Regions from separate parts of the Homo sapiens genome. Here region 2 is linked to region 1. Evidence: chromatin contacts called from ENCODE Hi-C or POLR2A ChIA-PET data. All regions are on one chromosome and are shown on one strand. Each heading gives the region's core, a stretch centred on a gene start or an enhancer-like site at or near the end of the contact. The rest is flanking DNA. Distances are from core to core; before and after follow the strand shown. Region 1 overlaps SIK3 (SIK family kinase 3). Region 2 overlaps SIK3 (SIK family kinase 3).

What was found. Hi-C counts contacts between places; a loop is a spot of excess contacts on that map. ChIA-PET counts read pairs that join two places held with the same protein, here RNA polymerase II (POLR2A). Pooled maps may share reads with other maps.
Region 2: a loop to region 1 is called in a pooled map, with 3 times the contacts of the local background. The contact joins two enhancer-like sites. A Hi-C loop is called at or near these places in 1 of 168 maps with a recorded cell type or tissue (PC-3) and 3 of 50 pooled maps. POLR2A ChIA-PET finds 5 or more read pairs at or near these places in 2 of 52 experiments (Panc1 and activated CD4-positive, alpha-beta T cell).

Annotation. Positions count from the first base shown.
Region 1 is chr11:116,878,474-116,885,786 of GRCh38, forward strand. All of the region lies in intron 6 of SIK3 (SIK family kinase 3), which reads right to left. Among named protein-coding and RNA genes, the nearest start is that of APOA1, 45 kb to the left of the region's middle. RefSeq lists a silencer at 1,582-1,631. Within about 2 kb of position 2,863, at least 3 of the 41 ENCODE cell types and tissues checked have a DNase peak (open chromatin) inside an H3K27ac peak, as active enhancers do.
Region 2 is chr11:117,000,135-117,007,447 of GRCh38, forward strand. The region is part of intron 1 of SIK3 (SIK family kinase 3); the gene reads right to left. Among named protein-coding and RNA genes, the nearest start is that of SIK3, 95 kb to the right of the region's middle. Within about 2 kb of position 2,862, at least 4 of the 41 ENCODE cell types and tissues checked have a DNase peak (open chromatin) inside an H3K27ac peak, as active enhancers do.

The DNA of each region.
Region 1 (7,313 bases), core at 1,613-4,112:
GGTTCACGTGATTCTCCTGCCTCAGCTTCTCCAGCAGCTGGGATTACAGGCCTGTGCCACCACGCCCAGCTAATTTTTGCATCTTTAATAGAGGCGAGGTTTCACCATGTTGGCCAGGCTGGTCTCGAACAACTGACCTCAAGTGATCCGCCTGCCTCAGCCTCCCAAAGTGCTGGGATTACAGGCGTGAGCCACCGCGCTTGGCCCCCTACTTCCCTCTCTGACCTGGTTTCCTGCCACTATGCACATTTCTAGTTTTTGCACATGTTTAACACACTCTCATCCAATGGCCTTTACATGTGTTTTTTTGTTTGTTTTTTCCTTTAGTGGAAATGGCCATTCCTCAGATCTTCATATGATTGGCTCCTTGTCATTCAGGTAAGAGTTTAAACGTCACTTCCTCAGAAAGCTCTTCTTTAACCATCTACTCTAAGATGGGCCTCCAGTCACTCTCTATTACATCACATTCATTGTCTTCACGCAAATGATTTCTTTGGGAAACCATCTTGTTTATGTATTTACTTATTGTCTGACTCCTCCACTGCAATGCAAGGCCCATGTCTTTCTTTCTGTTGTACCCAGTATCAACTCTCCAGTACCTAAAATGGTTATTATATCTAGACACTTAGGAGCTGCATAAATATCTACTGAATATGTAAATAAATATTTGTTGAGTATTTAATCAAATGAGATTGTAATTGTGAAAATTTTTTTAAAATAAAATTTTCTATAGGTTTTTAAATTTTCTGCTTCTATTTAATCACAACCGTCCTGAAAACAAAACTGGCCAGTGAAAATAACAACAACAGTAAGACATTATTACAAAAAACTACTTTTGATATACCAAGCACTGTGCTTACCAACTTTATTACATTTAACCTTCACAACAACCTTAACTTAGAGACTATAATTAGCTCCACTTATAAATGAAGAAGAAACAAGATTTTGAAAGTTAACATATTCAACATGGCAAAGAAATGGTAAAGTTGGGACTTCTAAGCTGTGCTCTTGACTACCCTATTATACATCTCCACATGGATATAAATTGATCTACTTTTCTAGGGTGAATTCAACTCTTCAATTTCTATACCATTTGGCAAACACCATTCTATATTACTGTTGTGAAAAGAATACTACAAGTAACTAAGATAAATTACTCTTATTTTAATTTACTCTAACTTCAAAAGATAATACAACAAAGTTCCTATATCAAAATGATTTCTTACATCAGGCATCAATTTGTTGTTGCTTTACAATTAAAACTATATTCAAATGCAGTGTACATCTCAAAGACTTCTACATTCCTATAGAATAAAGTAAATGCCATCTACAACAGTACGCTTTATTAAAATTACATTTCCAGAGTAGTAAGGCTAGAGCCACAACTGTAGCAGCACCTGTATAGATTATAAATGTCATTGACACATATGTTTATCGTTTGCAGTTACTTAAGAGGACAAAAGTGTTCTTAATTTAGGAAGTTGTTAAAGACTCCTGTGTAGGGAGAAGGCTAGGACCAAACTGTTGTTAAGGCCTCTAGATGGCACTCTCCTGTTTTCCTTTGGTCTCCACACACAATTTAGTGCATAAGATGACCAAAGCTGAATGGTGTTCAGTTACAGGCTTGCTTTAAAACAGATTTTTTCCAAGGCAATTTCCTTAAAAGCAAACAACAATAACAACAACACCACCACACACACAACCAAACCAAAAACAGTACCATAATAATTCCTAATTAGAAGATATATCTAGTTCAATTTCAGGATCTTGAAACCTCTATTCAGTCATCCTTAACCATTATTTGGCCTCAGATGCCTTGAAAATTCTCCAAAAAAAAAAAAAAATCTGCACAAGAATTTATACACAAGACCTTGCATGTAACTTTAGACTACTCAACGATGTCCTATGAAGCCTGCATAGATCCCCCAGACCCTGGTGTCTACAGGCCCCAGATTAAGAACCAAAACAATTCTTGGTTACAGTGTCAAGGGCAAGAGCTTTTTAATCTTGACTATCCTACATAATATCGAACGTGCCAAGGAACAGAAATTTAACATTTTTCATATGTGGTGCAGATGGAAAATATGACAAAATGCAGAAAGCTAGAGTATCATCATCAATTCATATTTCCTAAGTGTCATGTAGTTCATGAAATTAAATTCAGATGAGATTTGAAGACACCATTCTACATAAAACATGGAAACAGGGTGAAAACGAGGGGAATAGATGCTCTCAAACCTAAGAACACAATCACCCACAGGACATTCAATTTACAAGCATGGAAAGATGGAGCCCTCACATTAAACAAAACATCAACTTTTCCAGATACCAAGAACTACTCTATTTTATTGTCTAAAAGGTCCCTGTTGGCCAGGCATGGTGGCTCACGTCTGTAATCCCAGCACTTTGGGAAGCTGAGGTGGGCAGATTGCTTGAGGCTAGGAGTTCGAGACCAGCCTGGCCAACATGGTAAAACCCTGTTTCTACTAAAAATACAAAAATTAGCTGGGTGTGGTGGTACACACCTGTAATCCCAGCTACCCGGGAGGCTGAGGTAGGAGAATGGCGTGAACCTGGGAGGCGGAGCTTGCAGTGAGCCGAGATCGCACCACTGCACTCCAGCCTGGGCGACAGAGCGAGACTCCGTCTCTAAAAAAATAAATAAATAAAATAAATAAATAAATAAAAAATAAAAGGGCCCCATTATTTGCTCCCACCCAAAAGGCAGGGCCTCTGATGCTAAATGAAACTGAACCACTTTGGGCAATGCAAGAATATGCTCCTCTGCTTGTGTGTGCCAGAGAAGCAGCTTCCCTTCAGAGCTGCTTTCATCTGCTCCATGCAAGACGCCAAGCGGTCTCCGCAGTGAGAGTCACTGTGGGCCCAGGAAACCTGATCTGCCAACAGAACGTTAACTAGAGGATGTTCAGCACAGGCCTTGCCCTGCTGCGCTGCCAGGCATTTGGATGACTTTGTGGGGAGAGAGCTGCTGTATGGGCAGGGTCCTAAAATGAGAATTAAGTTGACATAGCCAGTGTGAGTCCGTATCTGTGAAAGCAACATTTTTTTTCTTTTTTTTTGTCCTTGATAATAAAACAAATTTCTCTAAGTGGTTACAACAAACCAAAACAATTCTTGGGAGATAAGTCTTCTCCATAAGCCGTGTGGATTTGACTGAAAATAGTAATGTCCCTTTGGCATACCAAGAGAGCAAAAATGAGAGAAAGATACATAGAAAAGAGTAAAAAAAATAGGGAAGAAGAGAATGAAAGACTAATAGAGCAATTCATTCAACAATATTATTTAATCATTACTAACATTTATTGACCATTTACATGATAGGCAAAGTGCTAAACCCTTTAAGTTAATTTAAGCATCTACTTCACAAACCAACCCAATACTATTATCTCAATTTTATAGACAAAGAGAATTTAAAATCAGAGAAGTTGAGAAACTTGATCAGATAATAAGAGGCCAAAGCAGAATACAAATTCTGGTCAGTCTTACTCCAGGGAGCTCTTAACCTACATGGTACCTAAAATAAACACATTATTGGTATTCTGGGTTATGAAAACAAACCAAAACAATTCTCTCCTCTGGCAGATCAGATGCCATGTCATCTTCACAGGTTCCATCATGACAGAATCACCCACAAGCTAGGTTAGTACAAAATGGGCCAGGCAAATAGATGGTGCAAAGACCAAGAACTAGCTTTAAGGGGAGACGGCAAGTTGGATGGATTAATGAGGCAGGGACATGAGAACACTAAATGGGGAGCGTTGTCTTATTCATAATTTTGCTGGTGAGGATTAAATACACTGTGGTAGAGCAAACTTATTTATATACTCTAGTTGTTGCAAGGTGATGAAGACTATGATGGAAGGCTTGAAACAGAAGGCTTCCCGAATCAAGGATCAAAGATAAGAGGAGATAGGTAAAAATTTAAGGAACCAGATCATCAGACTCTTCAGGCTGATCCTATGAAGGAGGGAAAGCCATTTGTCCCTGAAACCCTGCATGTGACACCAAAGAACAGAACATGGCAAAACAATCCTTTCCAGCTCTGTGGTGAGCAATGGCATAGAAGAAACTGAGTCATGGATTCTTTCTGACCACATAAAGCTGCTTTGAGCTGGTGGAAACAGAAGACATCTGTGTACCAGAAGGCACAGAAAGGCTTTCTTGCAGGCAAGAAAGTGCATGCTGCTTACAGGTGCTCAGAAGAAGGGGATGATCTAGTTTCTTATGTACTTGGTCCAGTCAATGGTAGGTGTGTTCAAAGGTAATTCTAAAGCACCCAGCCCAAGAGTTCTATATTTTCAATAATTTAAACAAACTTCTTAAAAATGTTTACTTCTTAGTAATGAATTGCTTCTGGCACAATTCTCACTTCAAAGAGGGTTCTATTTTTTCTAAATTTCAAAATCTAAAAAGGAAACAAAAATAAATTGGCGATTAAATCTCTGAAACATGTTTCTATGGAAAATGAATTACTTGACAAAAACCTTTTAAAAGTTAAATGACATTAAAGTCTTAAAGTTTTCAGAACAAGGATGCTATGCAATACACTGCTTGATGCTGTTATCCACTCACTTTGTCCAGCTCGGGTACCAGCCCTGGGGGAGAAGTGATGCTATTATAGCAAACAGAACAAGACCAATGGATGGCCTGCAACAGCAATCTCAGGATGGAGCCACATGGCTTTGATAAGAGTCTATCCCTGTATTTTAGATGTTCTGGATTTAAAAAATGTTTGTCTCAGAGCACCTCTTTAATGCTGCCTGCCTTTTCCTAAAAGACAAACTGCACACAAAACATGCTGTTTTTCCTCATGAAAAGAAAATAAAGTCTGTTATAATGTCCTGATCTTGTTATAACATGGACAGAACAGTGTGACTATCTTGCAGTGCTATGATCCCTGCAGAAATAATTAAAAAGTAAATCAATAAGAAACCAGGGGTGTTTTCTGCCAAGATACCTTCTTTTGCTAAGAAGCCAGCCAGAGTTAGGAATCTTCACTCTGCTTGTGGACTAAGCCCTAAAAATGATGTTTTATTAATACGCTCAAGAAACACTGTCAATGTCAACTGCCAGCTAAGATCAAACCTATTTATTTAACATAGTCACTATTTAAAAATGTAAACAAATAGACAAATGGTCCTCAAAATAAGACATTTGGGCCCGGCATGGTGGCTCACGCCTATAATCCCAGCACTCTGGGAGCCCGAGACAGGCAGATCACTTGAGGCCAGGAGTTCAAGACCAGCCTGGCCAACATGGTGAAACACAGTCTCTACTAAAAATACAAAAATTAGCCAGGCATGGTGGCGTGTGCCTGTAATTCCAGCTACTCAGGAGGCTGAGGCAGGAGAATCACTTGAACCCGGGAGGCAGAGGTTGCAGTGAGCCGAGATTGTGCCACTGCATTCCAGCCTGGGTGACAGAGTGAGACTCTGTCTTAAAAAAAAAAAATGACATTTGTATATATAAATAACATACAGTAAATGTGCTAACCTATAGATACATTCAGAGATTGTATAAATGTTAACTATAATAATACAAAATACAGGGATTTTGTTGTTGCACTGAAATTTTGTTATTTTGGGTACTGCTAGAACAATGGTGTTATAAGGATTGGAATGCTTTTATTCTATACATTAAATTTTGACATATTACTGCTATAATAGAAATAAACATTTCTAAATACCAAGTTAAAGGACTAGTTATTTATTTTTATTTTGAAATGGAGTCTCATTCTGTTGGCCAGGCTGGGTGCAATCATAGCTCACTGTAGCCTCGAACCCCTGGGCTCAAGTGATCCTCCTGCCTCAGCTTCTCCAGTAGCTGAGACTACAGGCACACACCACCACATCTGGCTTTTTTTTTTTTTTTTTGATGGAGTCTCGCTCTGTCGCCCAGGCTGGAGTGTAGCAGTGCGATCTCGGCTCACTGCAACCTCGCCTCCCGGGTTCAAATGATTATCCTGCCTCATAAACGATAATATGCCTCCTGAGTTGCTGGGACTACAGGTGCATGCCACCACGCCCAGCTAATTTTTTGTATTTTTAGTAGAGGTGGGGTTTCACCGTGTTAGCCAGGATGGTCTTGATCTCCTGACCTCGTGATCTGCCCATCTCGGCCTCCCAAAGTGACATCTGGCTATTTTTTTTATTTTTATTTTTTAGAGACAGGGTCTTGCTATGTTGCCCAGGCTGGCCACCTTGATCTCCCGGCCTCAAACAATCTTCCCATCTCAGCCTCCTGAGTTGTTGGGATTACAGGTGCATGCCACCAAGCCTGACAAGGATGTAGTCAATGCCACAGTTTTACACAAACAAAGAAAATACACAACCTTGGAACTTAACCTATGACAGCACTGACTGCAGTAAGATCCGACTCATAAAAAATAAGCATTGAGATTAGCTTCTCTTGACACAATGGCACTAAGAAAAAACTGTCATGTTTTGAAACATTTATTTTCAGTTGCTCGGGGGAAGAAAAATGGAAGTCCCACACTTCAGTAAAATTTCAAAAATGATATTCCAACAGTAAGATATCAGAAAAGAAGGTGGAGAATTATCCATTTAACTATAAATTCCAACCCTAGTGGTTTCTGCAAATTATTGTAATCAGAATATCCTGGAATAGAAATAAAGTTCTTTATATCTCTAAATTCTGTGAGACACTTTCAGTGACTGAACATAGAGGCCATAGGGAGATGGCCTGGAACACTTTCGCAAAGAGATGGAGCCCATAAGAAAAGTTTCTTTAGGAATCAATAAACATGCACTGAGAGGCTTTTCTCTTCAGTTTTACCAAGTTTATCAACCCGAGACAGACCACAAAGAAAAGGTTTTGACCCATGTATATCCATTTATTAGAAAAATGACACCTATTTCTTGAACTTCCTTACTTTCGATCAGTTTTTCTAGGTGGGCATGATGCTGCCAGAATTAAAATTCAGAAATCAGGAAATCCTGGCCTAAAGGGTAGGGATGCCAAGATTTAGCTCTAGCCCAACCCTGAAAAGATCCTGGCTTGCTATACTGTTTTACAGGAGGCTGTCCATCTTGTGGTTTACATTCTAGTATCTTTTGACTCCTAGTATCAGTCATTACAGTTTAAGAAAATTCTGCCTCCAGGTCCAATACAGAGTTCCTGCTACTCGTTTTTCAGTAAGTAATCCCGATGCAGACAAATATATCCATTCTATGACTCTCTTGATTCTTGGACTAACTTACTATGTATTTATTGAGAATGAAAATACAAACACATATGGTTAGATGGTCTCTGAAGCCAGACTGCCTGGGTTC
Region 2 (7,313 bases), core at 1,612-4,111, 120 kb after region 1:
TTAGCTCAAGGGCCTATTGCCCAACCTTAATTTTAGCAAGCTTATATAAAAGGGGAAAGTACAGTATGGAATAACACTGTTCTACTATTTCTGTCTTAAAAACGACTTCCTCAAACCTAATGTTGGGCAAGATAACATCTCCATTACTTATGCTCCAATACAGAAGATGTGCACAGGAGACTTGACACAATACTGTGAATAATAAAATCTATCTGCAATTAGCTACACATTGTTAGAGTTTGTAAGTCAGATCAAGCCACTTGGGATTTGTTTGTTTTTTAACCACTTTCTTAGATATCCCTTTTAAAATCTTAAGTGCCTTTTAATGCACAGTTCTGTCATGAAGCCAAGAAATAATAAAATAAGGGGAATATCAATTCTGTCTAATGCTGTCAGATTACTAAAACATTAATGATGAAGCATCATATTAAAGTGATGTATCTTATAAAAGTAACATTAGATCCCATCAAATTATAACTGATTCATCTCTTCCTACCTTGCCCAAACCAAGCTGAAAGACAAAGTAGCTTTCAGGTTCAAGATTTTCTCTAACTTGTCCAATTTATTCAGACACTGCCAGGACCAGCTCCAAAGTGATTACCTGGTTTTTAATGAATGCATTTCTTACAGACTATTAATGTGCTTCCTGATGCCAGCATCGCTGGAAGGGAATAACTAGCCCAATGAGATCATTAGTCATTGACACCAGATTATAGTAACATTAGGAAATGACGACGGGTTGCTTAGCTGCAGTTTTCCAAATGCTGCTAGGATAAAGAGAACTGACAGTAATCACCTCCACAGAGAATCACAGACTAAATCTATCCATTAAACAGTGTTCCTTCATCTTCTCAGCAAAGGAGCTCAGCTACAGAAGTTAACCTTCTTGGCAAACATTCTTTATCTATAGGAACTAGATTATAATATCACTATTCTATCTCCCTCAAAGTTCTTCCACTCTAGTGGGTGGGGCGATAGCACGGAAACCTTCCTCTTCTCTGAGGTTTATGTCACTTGACTGTATGACTATCTAAATTAATGTCTTGACTAATTTCTAGGTCATCTTTCAATGTATAAAAAGTAATCTGAGGCCAGGTGCAGTGGCTCACGCCTGTAATCCCAACACTTTGGGAGGCCAAGGCAGGTGCATCACCTGAGGTCAGGAGTTCAAGACCAGCCTGACAAATATGGTGAAACCCCATCTCTACTAAAACTACAAAAATTAGCCAGGCATGGCGGTGTGCACCTATATTCCCAGCTACTTGGGAGGTTGAGGCAGGAGAATCACTTGAACCCAGGAGGTGGAGGTTGCAGTGAGCTGAGATCGCCCCACTGCACTCCAGCCTGGGCAACACAGCAAGATTCCATCTCAAAAAAAAAAAATTTAAAATAAAGTAATTTGAGCTGGGCACAGTGGCTCACGTCTATAGTCCCAGCTACTTGGGAGGCTGAGACAAGAGAATCACAAGCCCAGGAATTGGAGGCTGCAGTGAGCCATGATCACACCACTGAACTCCAGCCCGGGCAACAGAGCAAGACCCTGCCTCCAGGCCTCAAACGATTCTCCCACCTCGGCCTCCCAAAGTGCTAAAATTACAGGCATGAACCACTGTACCTGGCCTAGGTCATTATTTCTTGCTTGAATGATTACAATAGTCTTCTAACAATTAATGAGTCTCCAATGAATACAATACTCTCCCTACCTTCAGTCCACCTTCTACATTGTCACATGAATTAACAAAAGCAAACTTGATTCTATCTGTCCACCTAAAAAAAGAAAAATCAGAAGTTCCCCATTATCTGCAGAAACAAATCCACACTCCTCAGCATCAAGTACAAAGCTCCTTCATTGTCTGGGCTCCACTGATTTATCCTTTCCCATTGCCTGCCACTTCTTCACACTGACATTGCGCTTTGGTCTTAAGAAACCATTTGCAGTTCCCTGAACTTGTATGCTTTTTCAAACCTGTCTTTTTATCTCACCCAAAATTCCTTTCCCCACTTTTAAAGTTTGCCATTTGAACATTGTAGTAAAATCTAGAAAACTTCTAGACCAAGCTTGTCCAACCCAGCCTGTGGGCTACATGCGTCCCAGGACGGCTTTGAATGTGGCCCAACACAAATTCATAAACTTTCTTAAAACATTATCACACTTTTTTGCAATTTTTTTTTTTTAGCTCATCAGCTATTGTTAGTGTTAGTGTATTTTTATATGTGGCCCAACACAATTCTTCCAGTGTGGCCAGGGAAGCCAAACAATTGGACACCCTTAAGGGACAGCCCTTAAGTAGGCTGAACTTAAGTTGCAAACATTGAGATAAAACATTAGTCTCCACCTGCCCAAAATACCAGCATCCGTCTTAGATCATTTTCCCAAACAGAAGCAAAATCTACTTGCTTATTTAAGTTACTTTCACTAAGGTCCATCTGGGCAATAGCTCCTCATTCTACACAATAAGCCTGCATCTTAGTCCATTACAAGAAAAAAAAACCACATTCTGGAAAAAGAAAAAAACATTTCACAATATTGGCTTCATAATAAATACATTTTAACTTAAAACAGTATGAAGTAGAATTTTTAATATAATAAAATGCTTGTCACTAGCAGTTCTTTTATAGAGAACATGTAGGAGGAAGGCTTGTCATCTGACAATATCTACCAGGTTAGCATTATGCAAGTATCTGAATTAATAAGCAGAAAGTAACAGTTACTGTCACCAAAAAGTCTGTATCCCTAAGTGAACTCTACTGTGAAATGAGGTGGAAGTTGTGTTTTTCCTGTTCTAAAATCCAACATGCTCACATTCCTTACAGGTAGCCAGTACTGATGAAGTCCGGATTTGCCAGCAATGAAAAGCAGTCAGTGTTCTGCCTTAAGCATACACGCCGTGTCAAGTAAATGCTGCCTTTGTAGTTGCCAGAGCAATAGCCACCACCAATAACAACAAAAATGAGGTAGCTGAGAGAGAACAGTGTGCCTACCACAGTAACATCTCGTTTCCTATGATACTGATTTTTGCTACATTAAGTCTCTTGCAACGAATGATAAGAAATTCACATTGACTTTATCAGATCTACACTACTCAGAATCTGACCGGGTTTACATAGAATTGACCAAGCTGCATGTGCCCAACTCTCACATACTTCTGTTCAAGAAGCCTTTAGTAAATAAGAACATAAAAGAAAAGCTTGACTCAGGCAGATCTGGTTTGGAATTCAAGCTCCAACACACTGGTTTTGCACTTTGGGCAATTTGCTTAACATCTTAAAGCACAATTTTTCTAGTATAAAATGAGGGTAATAAAAGTATGACCTGAAAGTACCTCATAAGGTTGTTCTCAGGATGAAATAAAAAAAAAAATATATTCAATGCTGGCTGGGAGCAGTGGCTCATGCCTGTAATCCTAGCACTTTGACGGGGCGGAGGCAGAAGGATCACTTGAGGCCAGGAGTTCAACACAAGGTAGGCAACAAAGCGAGACCCCAACTCTATTTATTAAATATATATATTTATTCAATGCCATGCCAGGCACACAGTAAGCACTATATAAACATAAGCATACGTTGTTGTTATGGTATTTCATTTTGCTGGTGTAGCTATTCTACTTGCTTTAGGTAGGGTCAACATCACAGAGGGTCATAAATTCCACACACAAAAAAGAAACAATTCAAGCTGAGAATTTAAAGTCGGAGCAACCTATTTATTGACAGACTACAGATGAGGAGTATAGATTGGTCCCCATTGCTGAACATTATACTTTAACGAGAAATGTTAAAACAAACAAACAAAAAACTCTGATTATCCATGTGCTACTGCTGCCTTCGTCTGAGCATCTATCTACAAAAATTATGGAGAATATGGGGAAAAAAGCTAAGAAATTAAAGTATTTATTAAGTAACAGAATGCCACCATAAGATTCACATATATTAAAAATCCTCTCCAAATATCATCTGATCATCCACTGATTAGAAACAAAGTTGACAGAATGCAACCCTGAATTTAACTTGTCTGAACTAAGACAGGACTGATCCTTAAGCACTGACAGGCAAGTTCAATGAATCTACCTTTAGGACCATAGGTTGATAAAGGTAACTAAAGGCAGGGAGCAGTGGCTCACACCTGTAATCCCAGCATGTTGCGAGGCCGAGGTGGGCAGATCGCTTGAGCCCAGGAGTTTGAGACCAGCCTGGGCAACATGGTGAAACCCCATCTCTACAAAAAATACAAAAAATTAGCCAGGCGTGATGGTGCACACCTGTGGTCCCAGCTACTCAGGAGGATGAGGTGGGAGGATTGCTTGAGCCCAGAAGGTCGAGGCTGCAGTAAGCCAAGATTGTGCCACTGCACTCCAGCCTGGGTGACAAAGTGAGACCCTGTCTCCAAAACAAAAAAAAAGAACAACGTTATTTAGACTATCCAAACAGGGACCCTGAAAATACTTGGGTAAGTGCATTTTGCTAATCAATTCTGACAAAAGATAATGGGGTGGAGGAAATAACATAGAGGCACTATTATTAAGACCTGACTCATTACTTTCCTTCAAATCTTACAAGGGAACAACCACAGAGTCACAGGAATACTTCTTCCCACCTGTCAATAACTTTACTCCAACCAACTCTTGTAAGATTCCTACCTCTTCTCCTCATCCCACCTTTGGCCAACTCTAGTCCAATTCCTGCTGGGCAATAAGAAAGGAAACAAGGTTAAAGCCTATGGGAAAACAAAGAGGTCCCAAAACCAAAGCTTTCTAATTAAAGCTTAATGTCGCATGATGTGAGCAATGAAAGGCATGTTAGATAAATCTAGTACGGCTACCTCAATTTAATTGGGAAGGAAATGGTAAATGTTGCCTAGTCTCATACAGCTAGTTAAGGGCACAGCCAGGCAGGATTAGAACTTAAAACCCCTATCTCCTAATCCAGTGTTTTTCCTACTATATCATTGAGATCAGTTTTTAAAAGACTGTATCAATGAACTCTTCTCCTTTTTTACTATATAATACTCAGAATATAAAAACAAAATGTGGGCTGGGCATGGTGGCTCACACCTGTAATCCCAGCACTTTGGGAGGCTGAGGCGGGCAGATCACCTGAGGTCAGGAGTTCGAGACCAGCCTGGCCAACCCAGGAGGTGAAGGCTGCAGTGAGCCGAGATCGCACCACTGCACTCTAGCCTGGTGACAGAGCGAGACCCCGTCTCAGAAAAAAAAAAAAAAAAAAAAAAAAAGATAAAAAAGATCTTCACAAACATTTTTAAATGGTAAAAGGAAAGCATGGAGGTGGGAGGTGTTTTTGCAAATACAGGACTATAAAGATCCCTGCAAGAGCCAGAACCTAAACGTTTCTTAGAAACAGAACAGTGACTGGTTCACTGGGTCAGTAACCTTCAGACTCAGTAGAGATCAATGCACAGATTTTGAAGTCAGGCTCTCTTGGGTTTGAATCCAGTCATGTCATTTAATAACTCTGGAACTTCAGGTATAACCACTCTCTTAATTTACTTATCTCTAAAATGGGATAATAACATCTGATTCATAGAATGAGAGTAATAAAAATCTTACTTCTATTACTATCTTTTGCTGCTTTTGATAATATAAAGTATCACAAACCCAAAGGACATAATAGTTATATAAGCAGCAAGTCAAAATGACCCCAGGAAAGATGCTTCAGCAGAAAGAGGCAGGATATCCAGCATGTTAAACACTCCATTCAAGCAAAGGAAGACGAAGGCTGATCTACTGAAACTGACACCACTGCAGTTATTAGTGAACAGAAGAATCTCCACTGTAGGGCTAAAGTGAGGTGCTGGGAGAATGACCAAGAATACAGGAAGGAAGAATCATGATGCCACAGTAAAGGGAGGGAAGGGAAGGAAGGGGAACAGAAAGCAGAGGCCAACAAATAGTGTTCCTTGCTCAAACTAAACAGTTCTATACTTTCATTTAGAGTTAACTACTAATAATTAAAAAGAAAAAAGCAGAGAACAAATGAGTTTGAATACACAGCCTTCCCCTGGTCTTTGGCACAGCAGGGTTAAGCATTCCTAAAGATCATATAGTCTAAAATGGAATATCACAAAGACCTCTACCACAATACATTGAAATTGATTAAGTGAAAGGAAAGAAGGCTGCTCAATGGATGTTTCCTTATGGGCTATGTAGCTTTGATCAAGAGGGGCAGAGATTCCATATCTACCCAACAGCAGAATGCAGGTAAGCTCAATGTCCAAGTGTTGTGATCAGGCTTGGGCCAGGATTTATTCAAAGTCTCTCCAAAATACTCCACTTGGAGACTACTCAAAACAAAGGATCCTTCTATTAAACAAGGAAGGGGTATGAGGAGTGAAAGTGCGAGGTGGTGAGGGAGATCAGAAACTTAAGCTGCTGCACACTGCGGCTCACACCTGTATTCCCAGCACTTTGGGAGGCAGAGGCGGGAGGAACCCTTTAGCCTAGGAGTTGCAAACCCAAACAAACAACACAGTGAGACCCTATCTCTGTGTTTAAAAAAAAAAGAAAGAAAGAAAGAAAAAAAAGATCTTCACAAACAATTTTAAATGGTAAAAGGAAAGCATGGGGGTAGGAGGTGTTTTTGCAAATCTAGGTATTTAGCTCAGGCTGTCTAAACTCACTTACCTAAGGATGGGATAACAAAAATGCACACTGGCCATGCTGCTCTATTTTTCTCCCATAATGAAAATAGTAACTTTCACAGGAAAGCCCTTGGCCCAGATTAATCTTGTTATTAAATACTATTAATACACTTACCATAAAGGAAAATAAAGTGATTTGAAAATGATCCTAGCAAAGCCACCAATAACAGAGCAGCCAAATTAATCCAGGAATTGCAGACTTAAGCCTCAAAACTGGATTATCACCCTCAATTCACTACTATCCCATGGTGTTCCCTTTGGACATGCTCGTGCTTACAGCAACAGTTTTATATTGAAAATAAAAGGATCGGCTGGGCACAGTGGCTCACGCCTGTAATCTCAGCACTTCGGGAGGCCGAGGCAGGTAGATCACCTGACGTCAGGAGATTGAGACCAGCCTGGCCAACACAGTGAAACCCTGTCTCTACTAAAAATATAAAAATTATCCGGGCTGGGTGGTGAGCACCTGTAATCCCAGCTACTTGGGAGGCTGATGTGAGACAATCGCTTGAACCTGGGAGGCAGAGGTTGCAGTGAGCGAAGATCACGCCACTGCACTCCAGCCTGGGTGAGAGAGCAAGACTCTGTCTCAAAACAAACAAACAAACAAAAAAGGATCAAAACAATATTTTGGTGAACTAAATAAAACCAGTTTGCTTTC